Linked DNA regions of Homo sapiens: region 2 is linked to region 1. Evidence: read pairs that join two places in POLR2A ChIA-PET (ENCODE). Cell type or tissue: endothelial cell of umbilical vein. All regions are shown on one strand. Links, peaks and the distances in the headings refer to the core of each region. The heading gives the core; the rest is flanking DNA. Region 1 holds the start of LOC124902990 (a long non-coding RNA gene). Region 2 holds the start of LOC124902991 (a long non-coding RNA gene).

What was found. ChIA-PET counts read pairs that join two places held together with the same protein. Peaks named below come from ENCODE experiments on the same cell type or tissue, not always from the same donor. Only the 100,000 strongest peaks of a DNase experiment are listed, where the experiment ranks them.
Region 2: POLR2A ChIA-PET joins it to region 1 with 6 read pairs; 6 of 35 experiments call an interaction of 5 or more read pairs at or near these places.

The regions. Positions count from the first base shown.
Region 1 is chr12:96,051,544-96,062,481 of GRCh38, reverse strand. It overlaps LOC124902990 (a long non-coding RNA gene), which reads right to left and starts at 9,834. Exons shown (of 2, transcript XR_007063413.1): 1 at 9,736-9,834; 2 at 8,929-9,138. It also overlaps the pseudogene YPEL5P3. In endothelial cell of umbilical vein, for the core only: no CTCF peak of the experiment used is centred there; no DNase peak of the experiment used is centred there; H3K27ac peaks cover 495 bases.
Region 2 is chr12:96,227,695-96,238,632 of GRCh38, reverse strand. The region is part of intron 2 of ELK3 (ETS transcription factor ELK3); the gene reads right to left. It overlaps LOC124902991 (a long non-coding RNA gene), which reads left to right and starts at 3,037. Exons shown (of 2, transcript XR_007063414.1): 1 at 3,037-3,211; 2 at 4,212-7,349. RefSeq lists enhancers at 101-601, 2,643-3,627. In endothelial cell of umbilical vein, for the core only: no CTCF peak of the experiment used is centred there; a DNase peak (open chromatin) is centred at 4,362; H3K27ac peaks cover 2,000 bases.

The sequences.
Region 1 (10,938 bases), core at 2,723-7,722:
TTCCTCTCTCTGTGTGGCACAGAGAAGAGGCCCTGTGAGAATAACAGTGGGAAGGTGGACAGCTACAAGCCAGGAAGAGAAGCCTCACCAGAAACCAGCCCGTATGGCACTTTGATCATGGACTTCCAACCTCCAGAACTGTGATGCATTAAATATCTGTTGTTTAAACTACTGAGTCTGTAGTATTTTGCTGTGGCAGCCCAAACTGACTAATATGTATTAAGTGGGAAAGAAAGAAATGGTTCATTACAGCAGAGAGTGAGCAGAGATGGGAGAGAAAGGAAGGGCAAGAGAGAAGAGGAACTTCACTTCAAGGCCTAAATGGGGTTCAGTGCTTTTTTTATTTTTTTTCAATGTGTATCTGGACTTCAGGAGGGAGTTCTCATGAGTCTCGTGTTTGGGTTCTGCCTTGATAGTGAGGCTCTTCTGCCACCTGGTGGCAACATGCTTAACCCAGTCATTCACTCATTCATTCCTTCATTCCAGAGACATCTGTTGCGTGCCTGCCCTGTGCAAGGTATTGTGCCAAGCAAAGGATATAATCCTTAATGTCTACTCTGTGCTGAGCTCTGTCCTATGTGTGTTTTGTTTTGAGACAGAGTTTCGCTCTTGTAACCCAGGCTTAAGTGCAATGGCACGATCTCGGCTCACCGCAACCTCCGCTCCCGGGTTCAAGTGATTCTCCTGCCTCAGTCTCCCGAGTAACTGGGATTACAGGTGTGCGCCATCACGCACAGCTAATTTTTGTATTTTCAGTAGAGATGGGGTTTCTCCATGTTGCCCAGGCTGGTCTTGAACTCCTGACCTCAGGTGATCCACCCGCCTAGGCCTCCTAAAGTGCTGGGATTACAGGCGTGAGCCACCATGCCCAGCCTGTCCTATGTGTTTTACATGGAGAAATGATTCACACTTCACCACAACCCTCTGGGCTAAATACTATTATCTCTGTTTTATAGAGGAGGAAATTGAGACACTAAGAAATTAAATAACCTGCCCAAGAGCCTACAGACAGTGAGAGAGTGAGATCAGGAAGCAAGGAGCCCAGCTCTAGAAGGCTTTACAGACATACTCCCTGCCCTGGAAGACCTTACAGTTTCCTTTTAAAAAGAGGTAAATAACCAGCTTAAAGGATATGTATTTTTAAAAAAATGAATAACGCGAAATGGCAGTGTACCATTTTATTCCGTATTGACAGGGACAGGATGCAGAAAAATTCTGGGCAGAAGAGGGTGGGTCCCCAGCGACGGCCCCGGCCTCAAGGTGAAAAGCGTAATACCGCGGCCCAAAGTGAAAACTTACATCCCTGTTTTCCTGCTGGAATGTTGCCTTTTCCAAAACCACCCACAGCCTGCCCTGCCCCCATCTTGTGTCTATAGTAACCCCAGAACTCAGCCGGCAGAGAGGAGAAGCAGCTTGACTTAAAAGTGTGCAGCACCTCCACCTTAGCTCTCTCTTGCTCTGCCTCCCAAAGTGCTGGGATTACAGGCGTGAGCCACCGCAACCAGCAAGGCTGTTTTCTTATAAGGACACCGGACGGCTTGACGTTGTAGCTTTCGAGAGGAGTCCAGCAGGGACGGCTGGACTTCAGGGGAAGATTACCTTCCTGCTCTGTCCCTTTTTCAGCTCCCCTTTCTGCAGAGAGCCACTTTCACTGGCAATAAAATCCCCCACATATACCACCTCCAATTTGTTGTGTGACCTCATTCCTCCTAGATGTCGAACGAGAACTTGGGTGCGAGTGCAAAAGGCTGTCACACTGACTTTCCACTGAGTTATTAACACTTAAGCTGTCCACAGATGGCAACGCTAAAAGAGCACTGTAACACTCTTTCTGGGGCTTCAGGAGTCATGGGTACCCCACTAGACCGTGCTGCAGGGCCTCATGGAGTTTTGCTCCTGCCAGCGCCCCAAAGCACTCGCCCCAATTCCTGCACCCACTCACCTGCACTCCCCCTCCTGTGAGGGGTCAGGGAAAATTTCCTGCTTCAGTATGAATTCTGGTTTTAATTAACTGTCAAGAATCCTGGGGCCTTCATCCCAGGCGAGGAGATCTGGCAGCCATGGATCTCATCGCCACTCAGAGATTTTAGAACTTCAGCTATAAAAATGGGCAGAATTTTCCTTGATCATATCGGTGGTACCTGTCTGTGTTCCTGTGCAAACTGACATGATCCTGACCAACCGCCCAGAACTCATCTCCACTCAGTTCACAGGCGCCCTGGCCTTTTAACAAGGTCGTTAACCTGCTGTGCAGTGAACTTTAAGATCTGGTCATGCTCACTGGCAGCCACAGGGTTCAAGATGTGAGCTGCAAAAGTTGCAATAGCAAACCGGGGTGGATTTATGAATTTGCCACTGGAGATAGCCATGTTATAAGGAAGGCTGTGTGATCCTGGAAAGTGCTGAAGTTCAAGAGAGTGAAGGCTCTGAGGAGCATGTATCATCTGATAATTCTTGAAGAAAAAGAGATAAATTCATCCTTCCCAGATCCCCCTTACTGAAAACAAACATCAGGTGACATTCACTGTCACCTTAGCATCAGAGTCAGATGTATGACCTGCAGGTTGCGAGAATCTAAGATGGAACCTTTAAAACAAAATTTTGTATTTTCCATCCAACAGCAGTGTATAGAGAGAATATTAGACAGATGGCCATTAATTTTTTCCCCTGTGTTTACATCTTGAGGTAGAAGAGTCTGTCTGCAGCTACATAGTGGGTTATGTAAGAAAAAATATCTGGGCTATTGGCATGAAAAGTGTGTTTTATGTGAATTTTGAAAGGAAAATATGACAAGAGTATGGTTTTAAACTTACTTGGGCTTCATTTTAAACTTAAAAAAAATTCCAGTTATTTCACTTGATTTGCTAACTTCAGAGAATAGATCTGAATCTGTGCTTGGCACTGAAGGCCCAGTGTTAGCATGGCTGTGCTGGCTGGTGTGCCATATTCTTGTTGGAAATGAACTGTAGCACCAGAGCCCATTCTTCCTTGTTGGTCTTGACCCAAAGCTGTCACCATTCCTAGTTATTTGTTGTCACATAATTGGTGATGATTGGAAACTTTTTCTGAAATGGGCAGAACTGCTTAGTTGTCTTTCTTCATGTAACTTAAGCCTAGTAATATAAATAAAGAAATACTTGGAAAAAAAAAAAGAATCTTTCCTTTTGACTAAAAGAGGCCACATTCAACTGGCTCATTGTGCATCCATTAGGTTAGGGCACTGGCCCCAACTGGGAGGATTTTTAAAACACAGGAAGTTGGCCAGTACAGTGGTTTACACCTGTAATCCCAGCACTTTGGGAGGCTGAAGTGGTAGGATCACTTGAGCCCAGGGATTTGAGACCAACCTGGGCAACATAGGGAGACCCTAGGAATTCAAGACCAAAACAGAGCAAGACCCTCATCTCTACAAAACACTAAAGAATTAGCCGAGTGCAGTGGCTTACACATGTAATCCCAGCTATTCTGGAGGCTGAGGTGGGAGGATTGCTTGAGCCCAGGAGTTCAAGGCTACAGGGAGCTATGATCAAGCCACTGCTTGGGTAACAGAGTAAGACCCCCATCTCTTAAAAAAAAAAAAAATGGAAAGCCGGCTGAGCACGGTGGCTCGCATCCATAATCCCAGCACTTTAAGCGGCCGAGGTGGGTGGATCACGTGAGGTCAGGAGTTCGAGACCAGCCTGGCCAACATGGTGAGACCCTGTCTCTACTAAAAATATAAAAATTAGCTGGGCATGGTGGTGGGCACCTGTAATCCCAGTTACTTGAGAGGCTGAGACAGGAGAATCGCTTGAACCCGGGAGACGGAGGTTGCAGTGAGCCGAGATAGTGCCACTGCACTCCAGCCTGAGTGACAAGAGTGAGAGTCCATCTCAAAAAAAAAAAAAAAAAAGCCACATTCCACGAGAGCATTTCTGCAAGAGGGGTGGTAAATACATAGAAGGCAGAGCAGGAGAGGGACGAGAGAGAGAAAGAAACCATCGAGCTACACTATCCCATATGGTAGCAACTGTTTAAATTAATTTTTTTTTTTTTTACAAAGTCAGATTGCAGAAGTGCAACAATCCCAGAGCAAAGCAAATGGTCCCTCTTCTCCTGACCTGTCTCAGGGATAAGCTGAGAGTGGCGATGTTGAGCTTAATTAGGACTTAGCTATTTTTCTATGTGAGGTGATAGGATTTTAAGAGTGACCTTATTCCTCCCTTCCACTGAGTCCTGCAGCTGGTTTTTGGGTGCTGCTACTCACACCTTACAAGTGTCCTCTTGCCTGGTGGTTACAGAAAGGAAGGACAACTTCACCTTCCAGTCTCCATTTCAATTGGGACCGTTGCTGGCAGTTTATGCTCCATTAAGTTGCCCAGGAGCAGCATTTACTGCACACTGAGTTATGTGGGTCTCTGAAATTCTACCCCTATTCTTATGAAGACCTGAAAGTATTGTTTAATAAAAGCTCTTTCTTATAATAATCATGCTTATTTGCTTATATGTGAGTCTCTGATTCTCTATCATTAATTTTTTCACTTGTGATAAACTAACAGAGACGGGTGATTTAGACAGGCAATAATCAGCCAGTACAATAAACTTTTAATTTAGGCTGGCTGCTAAAGAGACACCAAAAGAAACAAATACGCAGAACAGGGTAGCACTCAGGCTTTAATCTAACTATTGCTCCACCCCACTCTGTATCACTGCCTTGTTAAATCTTTCTTTGGTATTTGTCCCTTCCCTTTCAATCCTACTCTTCAACTTGGTTGAGTCCCTTGATCACATCTCACACTAAGTCCATTAGCCTTCCTAAAATGTCCCTCCTCTAAGGTCAGTCTCCTTCAAAACACCCTTCAGCTGAATTCATTTGACAAATATTGAGCATCTACTGCCCTCAAAGAATTATGGTTAGTAGGGAGACACCTTGGTAAAATGAAATACATATAGATATATAGACACAGATATACAGTGAAATGTATTTATTGGTTAATGTTCCTTTGGTTGCAAATGATAGATAAATCAAGCAGGCTTAAGCTCAAAAAGGGAATTTGTTAATGCACAAAATCCAAGAATATATCTTGAATTTAAGTGAGGCATCATTCAGAGGATCAAATAATGTCACCAGCAGACTCTTTCCCATTCTCTCTCATTCTTTTCACTCTCTTTATTTTTGCTTCATGCTCAGGCAGTATGTGAAGTCTGCTAGCAGCTCCAGACTTGCAACAAAAACTTGTGTGTTTCTTCCCAGCCGCTCATGCTCAGTCCCAGGATTCACTCTAGTTCGATGAACCTGGGTCTCATGATCACCTCTGAACTGTAGCTCCTTAGTGCTCTGATTGGCTAGACTTAAATCACATGGGCTACACCCAAAGTACGGGGTGGGGGTGGGGTGGGTTCCTGAACGCTTGTCAGAGAAGGCGGAATAGAAGCTAGTGTTAAAAGAAACAGTTTAGACAAATTAAATTTAACAGAGTTTATTTGGGCAAAGAATGATTCATGAATCAGGCAGCACTCAGAACCAGAAGAGGTTCAGAAAACTCCACTTGGCAGTGTGAGCAATGAGCTTTTCTAGGGTGAACACAAAAGCAATGTAGAGAAACCACTTGATCGGCAACAGCTAGGCATCTGCCTTATTGGGCGTGGTCTCATCAATTGGATGCTTATTATTGGCTGAAGCTTCTCTGTGATTGGCTGAAACCAGGCTATATGTTACAAAAATATACTCCTAAATTAGGTTTCAGTTTGTTTACATACTATTAGGTTGCTGTTTGTTCCACAGAAACTCAAAATATGGAGAGGGCCTCTGGCCAATGGCCTCGTGCTTATTTAATTTAACACTAGGTAGATAAAAAACAACAAATATTTCTATAGTATGGGTAAGATATATTGAGAACACAATAAACAGGTGCCTAAATCTGCATGTGAGTCACAGAAGACATCACAGCAGAGGGTAAATCCGAGTTGATGCTTGAAAAAGGAGCAGGAGTTTGCTGACAGGCAGGGAAAGCCAGGAGGATTGGGAGGGAAGGGGTCCCAGTGGCAAGAATGGCCTATGCAGAGTCACAAAAGAAAATAAACTATGTGTCCATCAGACATGGCTTGGGTGTGTGTTCCCATCAAATCCATGTGGAATTGTAGTCCCCAGTGTTGGAGGTGGGGCCTGGCGGGGAGGTGATTGGATCATGGGGGCGGATTTCTCATGAATGGTTTCGCATCATCGCCTTGGTGCTGTTCCTTTGGTGCTGTTCCCGTGATAGTGAGTGAGTGCTTGTGAGATTAGGTTTTTTAAAAGTGTACATCACCTCCTCTCTAGCTCTCTCTTGCTCTTGCTCCCACTATGTGAGACACCTCGCACCCCCTTTGCCTTCCGCCGTGATTGGAAGCTTCCTGAGGCCTCCCCAGAAGCAGAAGCCACCAGGATTCCTGTGAAGCCTGCAGAACCATGAGCCAATTAAACCTCCTTTCTTTTCTTTTCTTTTCTTTCTTTTTTTTTTTTTTGAGACGGATTTCCGCTCTTTCGCCCAGGCCGGACTGCAGTGGTGCAATCTTGGCTCACTGCAAGCTCCGCCTCCCGGGTTCATGCCATTTTCCTGCCTCAGCCTCCGGAGTAGCTGGGACTACACGCAACCGCCACCACACCCGGGTAATTTTTTGTATTTTTTTTTAGTAGAGACGGGGTTTCACCATTTTAGCCAGGATGGTCTCCATCTCCTGACCTCGTGATCCACCCGCCTCGGCCTCCCAAAGTGCTGGAATTACAGGCATGAGCCACCGCGCCTGGCCAATCTCCTTTCTTTGTAAATTACCCACTCTCAGGGTTTTTTTTTTTTTTTTTTTTTTTTTTGAGATAGAGTCTTGCTCTGTCACCCAGACTGGAGTACAGTGGTGCGATCTCGGCTCACTGCAACCTCCGCCTCCTGGGTTCAAGTGATTCTTCTGCCTCAGCCTCCCGAGTAGCTGGGATTACAGGCGCCTGCCACCACACCCAGCTAATTTTTGTATTTTTAGTAGAGATGGGGTTTCACCATAAGCCAGGCTGGTCTTGAACTCCTGACCTCGTGATCCACACGCCTCGGCCTCCCAAAGTCCTGGGATTACAGGTATGAGTCACCGTGCCTGGCTTCTTCTTCTTTTTTTTTTTTTTTGAGATGGAGTCTTGCTCTGTCACCCAGGCTGGAGTGCAGTGGCGCAATCTCGGCTCACTGCCACCTCTGCCTCCCGGGTTCAAGCAATTCTCTGCCTCAGCCTCCCAAGTAGGTAGGATTACAGATGCCTGCCACTACACCTGGCTAATTTTTGTATTTTTAGTAGAGACGGGTTTCACCATCTTGGCCAGGCTGGCCTTGAATTCCTGACCTCATGATCCACCCGCCTCGGCCTCCCAAAGTGTTGGGATTACAGGCGTGAGCCACCGCGCCCAGCAGATATTTCTTTATAGCAGTGCGAGAACGGACTAACTCACCATCTTTTTGCACAAGGCAGAGAGCCAGATTAAAAAGGCAGGTTGTGGAGCCTGATTGCTTGGTTTGAATTCCGGTTGAATCTTGGCTGCTTACTTAATTGCACCATGCTTCAGTTCACCATCTGTAAAATGGGAATAGTAATAGTACCTACCTCTCAGGCTGTTGCCAGGATTAATTGAAATGTGTTAATACATTTAAAGTGCGTAGAAGAGGGCCTGGGATATAGGAAGTGCTAAAAACAATTGCTAAATAAATCCAATGAAGTAAAATAAAATTGGTGTGATTATTAATTCATGCTGTGCTACAACCTACTTTAAAATAATGGCCTACAATTACTTGGTTCAATGCACTATAAATTTGGTTTAAAAGATCACAACAAAAGAACAACATGACTTTCTCATGATCATTTATATAGGTAACATACAATCCAGTTCCTTCTCATATATAAATTTCCCTGTTTGTAGTCATAGTGTTGTTACACTGTTATCCCACAGTTCCACATTTTATAGGAAATGTAGTTTCTCCTTCCGGCTTTTGTTGCCTAAGGTCTAATCTTGCAGACTTATTATAGCAAAATGTTGCTCAATTTAGCCCACCCAGTCTCATGAGACAACAGGCTGACCCAAACAACCCCAAAGGAGAGAAACTGAACAGAACGCGCATACAACCCACACTGCCTTGTGTTCATTTTGTAAACGTCAAGCTCTGAAATTGGGTCAATGGTCTTGTTATCCCTTGTCTGTGAGTTACATTTTCTGAATTGTGTATGTGTTAGGAACTTTGGTTAGATATTCTCTGTATATTTTATTCTTTGGAAATCTTCCAACCTCCACCCTTAAGTAACAATGACTTTTGAAATGGTCTAAGAAAAAGGAAAAATCTCATTTGCAATGTTTTGCGCGGTGAGGGGAAGAGAGGAAGTTAGAAAAAAAGGCCTGTGGTGAGGCCAGGGTATAGGGCAGTGTTCTAAAAGGATGTGTTCTGGGGTCTCATTGTCTGGGTTTGAACCCCAGACCTGCCTGTTCCAAGTTGAGTTGACTTGAGCAATTATTTATTGGAGCTTCTGTTTCTCCTCTGTGAAACAGAGATAATGCCTCACAGTGGCAGCCAGCTTCCAAGGAGTCTCCCAGTGATCACCCCTCCTGGTACTCATGGCTTTGTGGTGTGCCCTCCTATTGTATTGGGGTTGCTCTGTGTGACCACTGGAATATAACAAAAATAGTTGTATATTGTTTTCACGGCTCAATTGTGTTAGCAGAAGGCAGCTTCCCCATGGCTGCCATTTCCTCCACTTTTAGAGAATGGGAAACTTCAGTGATTCCCTGCCCTGATCACCAGGCCAGGGTAGACTAGACGGCCCCAGTGCACACAGACATCTTGTGTAAAATGTGAGGCATTCATTCTTCAGAAAAACACGTGGGGGTTCAATAAGTGTGTCTTAGTCCATTCAGGCTGCTATAACAAAATACCATAGACTGGGTAGCTTATGCACAACAGAAATTTATTTCTCACAATTTTGGAGGCTGAGAAGTCCTTGATAAAGATGCCAGCAGATGTGATGTCTGGTGAGGGCCCATTTTCTGGTTCATAGATGGTGCCTTCTTCCTGTGTCTTCACATGGTGGAAGGGCATACAAGCTCTCTGAAGTCCCTTTTGTAAGAGCACAAATTCCATTCACCAAAGGCCCCATCTGCCAATACCATCAACTTGGGGGTTAGGATTTCAACATATAAATTTTGGGGGTGACACAAACATTTAGACCATAACAAAAGATGAGTTTTTTTCTGAATTTGCTTTTTGTTCCTAACTTTGCTTATAACTGTCAACCTCATAAGAAGTATTTTCCCTCTCAAATACCCATCCAAACTTTACACATTCATTCATTAGAGGTTTCCAAAGTAGTATGGACATAGGCGTATGGACATAGGCACATGGCAATTATTTGGATGCAGGCAGAAACTATTAAATCTTTAAGATTATTTATGTAACTGGCTTCACAAACATAATTTGTAACATACAATTATAAACAACTATATTTTATTCTTCTACTGTCCCTTTAATTTTTCTCAGTGAACTGGTATTTCCTCTGCCTCTGGATAAACCTTGTGCAGGCTCGTGATTTTTCTGGATCCTCAGATAATTACAAGTTCTATGATCATGTTTCATATATTGCAGCCTTAATTTAGAAGTTAGAATGTAAGCATAAGTGAGTGCCTGGGTCAGCTAAGGCTGCCAAAACAAAATATTATAGACTGGGTGGCTTAAACAACAGATATTCATTTCTTACAATTCTGGAGGCTGACAAGTTCAAGTTCAGACTGTGAGCAGATTCAGTGTTTGCCATGGCCCCTTTTCCTGGCTTGCAGATGGCCACCTTCTTGCTGTATCTTCACATGGCAGAGAGAGGAAGCTCTAGTCTCTCTTCTTCTTATAAGGGCACTGATTCCATCACAAGGGATCTACCCTCATGACCTCATCCAAACCTAATTACCTCCCAAAGACCTCACCTCGTAATACCCTCACATTGGGGGTTAGGGCTTCAATATATGAATTTGGGGGAGACTTAAACGTTTAGTTCATAATATTCTGCCCTTTGTCCCTCTCAAAATTCACATCCTCCTTGCATTTAAAATACATTCATTCCATCTTAACAGTCTCAAAAGTCAACTCATTCCAGCATCAACTCTAAAGTTTAAAGTCTCATCTAAATATCATGTAAATCCAATATGAGTGAGACTCAAAATTCACCCTAAGGCAAAATTCCTTTCCAACTGTGAATCTGTGAAACCAGACAAGTTATGTGCTTCCGAAATACAATGATGGAACAGGCTCAGGATAGATATTCCTATTCCAAAAGGGAGAAATTGAAAGGTAGAAAGGGGTGACAAGTACCAAGAAATCCAAAATCTAGAAGTCAAACTTCATTAGGCTTTAAAACTGAAATACAATCCTCTTTGGCTCAAAGAATGCTCTGCCCTGTAGGCCCACTGGGGTGGTGGTCCTCCCTTCCAGAACCACTGGAAGGTATCACCCCCATCTTTCAGTGGGGTGTCCCTGCTTCTTCAGCTCAGTGTAGCACTGCCCACATGGCTGTCTGTGAGGGCCACACCCACATGAGTGCTGAGTAGCAGTCCCACTCTTTGAAACCAAGATGGAGGTAGCCTTGTTCCCAGGGGCCTTTCCACTCTGGGCCTGTGGTGGGAGTAGCAGCCCTGATGATGTCTGAATTGCCTTTGGGATCCTTCCTCTCTTTTCCTGAAGGGGATTGCATATTCACAGCCTTACTTCATTCCATCTTGTTTTCTCTTTTCCTTTTAGTCCCAACTGGCAGGGGACTAAAGCATTATTTCTCCTGGAATAATCCCAACTCTATTTCTGGCTTCTGTTGAGATGGCTGATTAGGTCCATGGTTGATACTCACACTACTCTCCTTATCAAATGGGTGACCAGCCACACTCTTAATAATCTCTTCTTTTCTTTTCTTTTTTTA
Region 2 (10,938 bases), core at 2,178-7,177, 180 kb before region 1:
GACTGGACATGAGCAGCCAAACTATAAGTGGCATGCCATCCAAGGGACGAGGGTGACAGGAAAACAACAGGAAGCTCGTGTCCACCATATACAGCCCGGTGATGGCACCCACTGCCAAGCTCCCCCGGCTGTCTCCAGGCCCGTGCCCAGCAGCAGCTCACACAAGGGCACAGGCCAGGAGCCTTGACGGGCCAGAAGTCATGTGGACCCAGTGCTGGGGTGAACAGATCTGGGTTTGAATTCCAGCCTCTCTGCTTACTATGACCTTGGGAAAGTTACTGAACATCTACACGGGGCTCAGTTTGCTCACCCCTAAAATGGGAATAAAAATACCCCATAGGCTAATTTTTTCTAAAGACTCAACGCAGTCAGTGCCTCACTCACACAGGTCCTTACAACATGACCCTCACCCAGTGAATCTTGCTTAGCATGCAATAATCTAATCGTACACACTGCTCATTATATCACACTTTTCATTTTATTCTGCCTTCCAGGAAAATTTCTTGGGTGGGCACCTTACTTTACAGTTTACAGAAGGCTCACACAAAATCTCATGTTAGCCTCACAACGCTTTGATACCCACTTCACAGATGTGAGACCCGAGGCTCCCAGCTGAGTTCACAACACCCACAAGTAGCAGAGGAGTATCTCCAGGCCGCGGCTTCCTGGCCAACACATTTTCTTCAACTCCTGCTTTTGGGTTCCCTTCCAGACCACAGTCTGACTCACTCCTTCCTGACATGAAACCCGAAGTGTCCTTTCTCCAAAGTTAGAACAAGTAGTTACTGTATCTCTCCGACAAGCAAACATTCTTTCAGCAAACATTGTTTTTGTTTTTTAGAGATGGGGTCTTGCTGGCATTGCCCAGGCTGGAATGCAGTGGCTATTCACAGGCACGACTGTTACACACGGCAGCCTGGAGCTCCTGGGCTCAAGCGGTCCTCTTGCCTCAGCCTCCCAAGTAGCTGGGACTATAGGTTCAAGCCACCACACCTGGCTTTCAGTGAACACTGAATACACACTCTCCTATGGGTGGCCCCATGCCAGGCTCTGAGGAATGGAGAAGGAGTGAAGCCAGCTTCTGTCCTTGAAGTGCCCCTCAGTGGCTTGGATGCAGTGTGACATCCCCTGCCTCTGCTCTGTCTCTGCCATTGAAGCAGAGGGGACAGTGAGCAGTCAGCTGGCCATAAGAGACTCTGCTACAAATGTCTGGGGGGCAGGCTCACCTCACACCCACCCCCACTAAAGAGCATCTTATGATCCTGGACTCACGGGCTCAAACGATCCTCTCACCTCGGCCTCCCAAAGTAGTGGGATGACAAGCGTGAGCCGCCACACCCAGCTATTTAAGAGCATCTTATGAAAGGGCTCCTCTGACCCATAAACCTGAGCTGCTTCTCACCAAGGCAATCTTCCCCCACCCACCGCTGCAGTGAGTTTAATGTCCCTGCCAAATTCATGTCCACCAAGGACCTTAGAATGTGATCTGATTTGGAAGCAGGGTTCTTACAGATGTAATTGGTTAAAGATGTCGAGACAGAATCATCCTGGATTTGAGGTAGGCACTGAAATCAATGGCTTCTGTCCTCATGAAGACACAGAAAGACACACACAGGGAAGGTGGTCATGGGACGTGGAGGCAGAGACTGGAGTGAGGCAGCTGCAAGTCAAGGAACACCAAGGGTGGCTGGAGCCCACAAGAAGCCAGAAGAGGAAGGGGGGATTTTTCCCTAGGGCCTTCAGAGGGAGCGGGGCCCTGCAGATACCTGGATTACACACTTCTGTCTTCCAAAACCTTCAGAGAATACATTTCTATTGTTTTGAGCCACCAAGTTTGGGGTCATTTGTTACAGCAGCCCTGGGAAACTAATACACCCCTTTCTTAAAATTGTCTCTGTTCAGCGAGGCAGAGGAGGCACAGCCTGGGGCCGCCACTGGGGTGCAACTAGCCCTTCCCACTGCGATGGTACAGGCACCGGGTAAGGTGGAGCCTAGGCTGTCCCTTGTGCAAAGCCGAACTTTGGAGTGTGCACACACACACACGTACACACCCACTCACACCCATTCCAGACTTCTAAGAATGACGTGCTGCCAACAAAGGCTGGAACTCTGTCTCTGAACAGGCCAACTCTGTCGGCTCCCGGGAGAGGTTTTCTTGTGGTTTGGGTTGAGGTTTCTTTGCTTTCTGGCACCGGTAAACTGCAGCGTGAACTATCTCACCAAATTTGGCCAGCCTGAAGTTGAGGCGCTCTTCATCCCTGCTGCCTGAGTACACGTGGCACCCTGAGGGTGCTAGTGAGAAGTGCTGGCTTGCTGGCCTGGCAGGACACCCCAACCCGGGAGGATTCGACTGGACGTTCGCAGCATTTTTCTCCCTGCCTTCTTGGCTGGGCGCTGCTGCTGGCTGGACCTGGAGTCCTGTCTCCCTCCTGGCTCTCCTTAAACACTCAAGGGTACTTTTATTCAAAGGCCTTTTAAGTGTTAATAACATAGAACATAAAGCTGCTCAGGCGGGGTGGTGGCTTACACCTGTAATCCCAGCAGTTTGGGAGGCCAAGGCAGGTGGTTCAACTGAGGTCAGAAGTTCGAGACCAGCCTGGCCAACATGGTGAAACCCCATCTCTACTAAAAATACAAAAATTAGCCGGGTATGGTGGCACACCTATAGTCCCAGCTACTCAGGAGGCTAAGGCAGGAGAATCGCTCGAACCCAGGAGGTAGAGGTTGCAGTGAACTAAAATCTCACCACTGCATCAGCCTGGGTGACAGAGCAAGACTCCATCTAAAAATAATTAATAATAAATAAATAAAAATAAATAAAACTGCTCCCCAGTGCAAGTCTTTCCCTTTCCCCTGCTGGGTGGGGGAGCTGCTAACACTGACCTTGACCTTCCTGTGTTGAGCGGCCACCTCCAGCGCTGGCAGATGGCATGGCCGGGCAGTGTGTGTCATTAGCCACAGGTGGTCTGGGAGTGTCTTCTCATCCTGGCTTTGTCACCAGTTGACTTGGAAACTCCCCTCCCCTCGAAGATCCTCACTTGCTAAAGGAGGGGTAGGTAGGGCAAGACGCTTTCTTGGATCCTCTCTTGAGTGACTTTCCAAGGTGACAGACTCCCTTCTGTGCCATGGAGAAGGATGCTTGTTTCCTACTCATTCCTACTACACTTGATTGGTGCTGCCACGCCCTCGGCTCTGCAGGATGCAGGAAATGGTAAGAAAACCCAGCATGCGGCCCCGTAAGGGAGACGCAATGACAGCAGGAGAAACCAAGTCCCTCTGGGAGGGGCCATGGAACAGACACGGCCATCACCAAGTGAGGCGCCAGCTGGAGGAGGCAGAGAGAGGAGTCTGAAGGGTGGCCAGGAGTGAGCCAGGCAAGAAGGGCAGGGGGAAGGAGGGGGCCTGAGAAGATGCTGGGGTGGGGGGCGGCTGTGGGGGTGCAGGGAAGGCAGTTGGGTTGGGGTGAGATGGTGAAGGGAGTTTGGACTCCTTCCTGGAGGCCGCCGAGAGCTGGGAGGCGCACACGCAGAGGAGTGCCACGCTCCAGTACTTTCCATAGGAAGCGTCTTCTGGAAGCGTGGGGTATTCCGGGGCCACTCAAACTCACATTTTCAGCTGACTCAGATAATCTTGCCAGCAGTTTTTCCACTGTCATTTCAATTAAAAAATACCGGGGGCCTGTCTCTCCTCCCTGGCTGCCCTTGGGGTAATCATCAGCAGTACTGGGCATACAGGACTCAAGTCTGGGCCCAGGGCTCTGGAGCTGTGTCGCCCTCCAGCTTTGGAAGCCCAGGCATGGGCCTTGGGGGTCAACACTCTTAGTCTGAAAGCTCTGCCACCGCCCTGCTGCTGCATCTTGAGTCCGTGACTTACACCTCTTGGAGACTCAGCATCCCCACCTCTACAATGGGCTCAATATCGACCACCAGCACTGGTGCATCACAAATTGGAAAATAAGCTAATAGATGTAAAAATACCTAGCACAGTGCCTGGCTTAAAACAAAATGCTGCACACACGTAAGCATCTCTTTTTTATGTTACAAATTTGGGGTAGGAACTGAGAAGAGCCGTGGAGGAGCACAGGCAGGGGTGGGGGAGAGGCCGTGCAGAGGAGCAGCTGAGGCGTGGGTGGACGGCGGGTGGTGGGTGCTATGCTGTGAATGTTGGAGTTTTTGTGAGTTTGTCTACACAACCACTAAATTTTCCTGCAGCTCAAATCCCAGAAGCAGGAACGCTCATGCTGGCAAACGCAGACTCGGTGTGGGCTTGGGCAACAGCCTGACGTAAGTGGATCTGGCAAGGCCGCAAGAGCTTTGGCAGCCGAGCCCCTGGCGCAGAAGCATCCTCATCAACACAGTGTTGACGGCGCTCCCGGGCCTCTGGCTCATCCCTGTTTCTTAGCAACTGCCCTATTTTGGGGGAACACTGAGTGCCACAGGGAAGCTGGCCTGGAAGCACGTGCAAGACAGGCAGCACCTTCAGTCAACACGCAGCCCCCTGCTCCCAGCAGCCTGGTCCCCTGATACCAGCTGCCATCTCCCGGCACAATGTGACCAGATTGGAAGACCTCCATGAGGCGGTTCAGCCACTCCACAGGTCTCTAAGCAGCTTCCAGGACCCAAGCTTGTGAGAGAGGCCCTGGTCATCCCCTGCGCCCCCAGGCAATAGCCCATTGCCATCTGTTATGCTTCCAACCATCTGAATAGCTGCTATGGTAGGAAAGAAAGACACTTAACAAAACACACCAGGCCCTCAACACTCACACCCAGGGCCGGGCACAGAGGGCCCCCTCGATCGATAAAACACCCCAAAGGGAGTCCAGGTCTTCCCTAACATTCCATGACCAACAGAGGTGTTCTAGAAAGTTCTGGGATATGAATGCCTGCTGGATGTTTGTTCCTTCTCCACTTTGACAACATCATTTTATCTTTGCAAAATTTATTTTGGAGGAATTAAAGAATTCCACCAGGGCCAGGTTTCTTGGGAGAGGCAGTTGATCTCAGATATGTATTATTAATACTAACATTTTCTTGTCGTGATTGCACGCCCAATTTAAAATGAATTATCCAATTAAGTTAAGAAGGTGATGCGTTCTAATTCCAGGAATAGGTTGCCAATGACTTTGTCTTGACTGTTCTCCCCGAAATCCCTTCCAATTAAGTAAAGATTGTTCAGTACATCGTGAGGCTAAGCCAAGAGGTTGCTGTGGAGACGGGAGGATTTTTCATCCTATCACCATTTTCCTCTCTTGATGAGAAGGGAGCCAGCAGAGCTTTCAGCCTCCCCCGGGGTTGAATGTTCAGTGCCAGCAAGGACAAAAGGTCTGCTGGACAGAAGAGGATGAGGGGTTGTGAAAGCTTCCAGGTCTCCTTCTGCAACAACAGAGAGAACCCGTGTCTTCAGCTTCTCGTGAGCAAAAGACAGTTGCCCACATTATGGGGATACCAGAGCCCATCCTTTTTCCCTCTCCACCTCATGCTGAAGGTGTGATAGGGCCAACTCGGCCAGCAGAGAGAAATAGATTCATGGTACCTGGCCAGAAAGATCAAGGCTGTATGGTTGGGTGTAAAATGATCCATGCCAAGAACAGTAAGAGGAGACACAGATTTTTATTTCTAAAATGGAAATCTGCTCATAGCACTCTCTTGCTTTTTTAAGAGACAGAGTTTTGCTCTTTCACTCTGTTGCCGAGGCTGGAGTGCAGTCATATAGTAAGAGCTCACTGCAGCCTCTACTTCCTGGGCTCAAGTGATCCTCCTGCCTCAGCCTCCCCAGTAAGTAGGACTACAGGTGCGCACAACCATGCCCAGCTAATTTTTTGTCATTTTTGCTCATCTGTTATTATTAGTTTTTTGGTTCTTGGGGGCTTTTTTTTGTTTGTTTTTGTAGAAACAAGGCCTCACTATATTGCCCAGGCTGGTCTCAAAACTCCTGGGCTCAAGCAATCTTCTCATCTTGGCCTCCCAAAGTACTGGGATTACAGGTGTGAGCATTCCCCGCCCCCTCCCCCATCTCCTGTTTTTAACTTTTTTTTTAATGTATTTTTATTTATTTTTTTTTTTGAGATGGAGCCTTGCTCAGTTGCCCAGGCTGCAGTGCAGTGATGTGATCTCGGCCCACTGCAATCTCCACCTCCCAGGTTCAAGCAATTCTCCTGCCTCAGCCTCCCGAGTAGCTGGGATTTATAGGCGCACACCACCATGCCCAGCTAATTTTTGTATTTTTAGTAGAGACGGGGTTTTCACCATGTTGGCCGGAATGGTCTCGATCTCCTGACCTCAGGATCCACCCGCCTCGGCCTCCCAAAGTGCTGGGATTGCAGGCGTGAGCCACCGCACCCAGCCAGCTTTTAACTTTTCATTGGCTCTCACCACAGAGTTCCAACCCTTTAGCATGATATACTCCACACTCCATTCCCCACTCACTTTTCCAACCACATCTTGCCCTCACTCCCAAGATACTCTGTGCTTGAAAGGTCAAACTCATCCACACGTCCCTGCCTTTACTCACACTGTTCCCTTCTTGGTATATCCCTTCTAACTTTTTTCAGCCGGGTAAACTCATTCTCATTCCTTAAGATCCAGATCAAGTGTCTTGACCTCCGGAGGCCTTCCCTCTGCCTCTACATCCCTCCCTGCTCTCCCAGAAGACCCCAGCATTGGCCATGCCAGCACTTTACACGGGGTTCTCTACTAAAATTGGTTTCATGTCTGTCTCCCCAACCAGCTGCTGAGCCCCTCAGGAGGAAGGAGGTATGTTTCCAAAGGGATGGCTGGATGGCTGAGGAAAAGGCAGAGGTGAAAGAAGAGGCCGTGTCAACTGGAGGTGGATGTATAATTAAAAACCCTAGGCCAGGTGCTGTGGCTCATGCCTGCAATCCCAGCGCTTTGGGAGGCCGAGGCGAGCAGATCACCTGAGGTCAGGAGTTCGAGACTAGTCTGGTGAAATCCCATCTCTACTAAAAATACAAAACCTAGCTGGGAATGGTGGGACGCACCTGTAATCCCAGCTACTCGGGAGGCTGAGGCAGGAGAATCACTTGAACCTGGGAGGCAGAGGTTGCAGTGAGCTGAGATCGCGCCACTGCACTCCAGTCTGGCCAACAGGAGTGAAACTGTGTCTCCAAAAAAAAGCCTTATTCAAGAAGTGGTGAATGCTGTGAATCCCAGCAGGAATTCCTGCCCCTCAGGCTTGACCCATAAGGTGCCTGGCAGTTGTCAGGGCCAGTGACAGAAATGCTCTGGGCATGGGCCCCGCTCTTCTCTACTCTAAGATGAAGGGTCCATCTGTCTGATGTTAAGGAGTGAAAGACTTGTTAGCTTGTTAATAAATAAAATCTCTGAAAAAGATCCTTACTGTTACATCAGGTTATAAAACTACCTTCTGGAAGACTCAGTTTAAACCTAAGGAAAAAAAAACTTATCCAAAAATTCACACCATCAGAACTACAGTAACAAACCTATCTCCTAGGGCTTAAAACAAGACCAAGGGAAAAAGCTGTTTGACAGAGAGGAAGTGTAAAATGCCCAGGCCTCAGTTAAATGTCCTGTTTAGGCCTCTACGGACTCTGGTTTCTGCCCCTCACGGGCTCAGCCACAGGCACCTCCCATGACCTGTGTGTTTCTCAAATCAACAGGGGCCTTTCATCCATACCCGGGTTGCAAAACATGCCGCTCCCTGGATGGGGCATCACTCCTTTCTTGGAATTATAATTGGGTTTGCCCCGCAGCCTCTACAAAAGCTTAACTGGGGAAAGCAGTTCCCTGGTGGAGCTCGGATGCGGAACCCTGGCCCTCCAGACTTTCCCCACACCTGCGTCACGTGCACTCCGCACAACTGTAGATGCAGGAAGGAGCCTCTGAGCACAGTGATCAGAGCCTCCGATCCCAGCACTGCCAATCCGGGATTGGCGCCCCCAGGGTCGCCTTTTCTTCCCATTTAAGTCATCTATTAAAATCATGTGCACTTCGAGACCAGGGAGCTGCTCAATTCCCAGCAACTCTGAATCCCTCCAAGGCAGGACTCCTCTTGGGTGGACCTGTCTCCACCCTGGGGACTTGGCTCAGCGATGTGTCTTTGATTCTAGTGTCACACCTGTCACGGAGTCTAGTGTTTATACCTGCTGCAGAATCTAGGTGCTGTGCCTGTCATGGGGAGCAGTTTCCTTTTAGGATTTGCTGAATCGAACCATCACTTATAGAGGGAAACCAACACTCTCCTTTTAAGTATAATTTTAAAAATCTAAACAAAAAGCCCAGCAGTGTCTGAAATACAGTCATGCATCACTTAACGATGAGGCTACGTTCTGAGAAATGTGTCGCTGGGGAATTTCGTTGTTGTGCGAGCATCATAGCATGTACTTGCACAAACCTGGAGGGTCTAGCCTATCACACACCAAGGCTATGCTATATGCTCTCAGGCTACAAACCTGTACAGCACGTTACTGTACTGAATACTGTATGTAGGCAACTGCAATATAATAGTAAGTATGTATGTATCTCAACGTATCTAAACGTACAAAAGGTACAGTAAAAATATGGAATTATAGTCTTATGGGACCGCTGTTATATACGTGGCCCACTGTGGACCAGAACATTATGTGGTACATGACTGTATATGGAGGTGTTACAGAGTGAATTTTGTCCTTCCCCAAACTATGCTGATGTCCTAATCCCCAATACCTGTGACTAGGACCTTATTTAGAAAGGGGTCTTTACAGACGTAACCAAGTTAAGATGAGGTCATAATGCATTAAGGTGGGCCCTAATCCAATGACCGGTATCCTCATAAGAAGAGGAAAATCGGCCAGGCACGGTGGCTCACACCTGTAATCCCAGCACTTTGGGAGGATGAGGCAGGCAGATCACAAGGTCAGGAGTTCAAAACCAGCCTGGCCAACATATTGAAACCCCATCTCTACTAAAAACACAAAAATTCGCCAGGTGTGGTGGCACATGCCTGTAGTCCCAGCTACTCAGGAGGCTGAGGCAGGAGACTCCCTTGAATCTGGGAGGCAGAGTTTGCAGTGAGCTGAGACCATGCCATTGCACTCCAGCCTGGGCGACAGAGCAAGACTCTGTCTCAAAAAAAAAAAAAAAAAAAAAAAAAAGGAAAATCTGGACACACAGAATGGGGAGAACGTCATGTGATGATGGGGGCAGCGATCCGAGTGAGGCTGCTGCAAGCCAAGGCACGCCAGGGACTGCTGGCAAGCCCGGGGCTGGGGAGAGGCCAAGAAAGAGTCCACCTGAGTCAGAGGGAGCACAGCTCTGCTGACACCCTGGCTCTGGACATCTGGCCTCCAGAACTGTGAGACAACACATTTCTGTTGTTTTAAGCCACCTACAGTTTGTGGTCATCTGACCTGGCAGCCCTAGGAAACTACGGGACAATAAACAAAAAGCAGTGACTACTTTTATTTTTTAGTTTATCACTCATTAATATCAACTTTCATGACATAAATGGTGTGCACTTGAGTAGTGGACACATCAGTGTTTTATCCATTTGTTCACTCGTCTAGCATTTACTAAGCAACTAATACATGCCAGACCCTGTCCGAGGTACCAGAGCGACAAAAGTGGTGCATCCAGAAGGCCACGATGAAGTCAGCTATATACAGACAGCTACGACATAATACAGTCAGTTTTATAAATACACATAACTGGAATGAGGAGCCTTCACTGAGTAGGTGCCTGACACTGTGCTAAGCACCTTATCCGCGTCATCTTATCTTCTCTTTCCATCCTCACACAGTCCGACAAGGAAGGGTGCTGTTCCCATCACCACTTTCCAATGGGTGAACTGAGACGCTGAGGTTGAGGGACAGCTGGACTCTTAACCTCGAGGGCTCTGGATACAAAGCTCCCACCAGTCACTAAGACAGTCCAGAAGGTGGAGACTGGCTCCAACTGCAGGTGCTCAGAGAAGTGCCAGAGCTTTGATTCAGAGCGGTGAGGGAGAGTCATTTAAATAAGAAAGCATCTTCACAGCTGAATTTTCAGAACAGATTAAATATATGAAAATAAGCAACTGAGGAAAGAAACTGTTGTCATCTGTCTTCAGTCATTAAAAAGCACGACAAAGTGCTCCTGATAGGTCCTAAGTGAAAAGGGCCATAATACTCAGATCCGGCGTTTCCCTATCTCCATGTGCCTGAGCAGCAACGTAGCAACAAAGGTTTTGATCTTCTTTTTTTTTTTTTTTTTTTTTTTTTTTTGACACAGAGTCTCACTCTGTCGCCAGGCTGGAGTGCAGTGGCGCAATCTCGGCTCACTGCAACCTCTGCCTCCCGGGTTCAAGCGATTCTCCTGCCTCAGCCTCTGGAGTAACTGGGACCACAGGTGTGCACCACCACGCCCAGCTAATTTTTGTATTTTTAGTAGAGACGGGGTTTCACCATGTTGGCCAGGCTGGTCTTGATCTCTTGACCTCATGATCCACCCACCTTGGCCTCCCAAAGTGCTGGGATTACAGGCGTGAGCCACCATGCTCGGCCTCTTCTTCTTTTTTTTAATAAATTGTGCTAAATTTTTTAAAAAGAGACAGGGGTCTCACTACGTTGCCCAGGCTGGACTTGAACTCCTGTGCTCAAGTGATCCTCCCAGTTTCTAATTTTCTTCTTTGCACTGTCTGCAATGTTCAAATTAGTGATAGAGAAACTGTCATCTGTATTATTATTCTGACTCATGCTTCATTGTGCCTACCCTGTTTGGGGCCCTGTTCTCAGCCCTGCACACGTGTGAACACAATGAATCCCACCACAGCCCCACAGTGTAGACTCTACTATTATACCCACTTTACAGAAAAGGAAGCTGAGACTCAGAGAGATTAGGCAACACGGCCACAGTCATGGAGCTGGATTCAAACCCAGACGATCTAGGCTGGAGCTCACTCTGTAACTACCTCGTTATTATAATCTGAGAGGGGAGGAAAAGAACA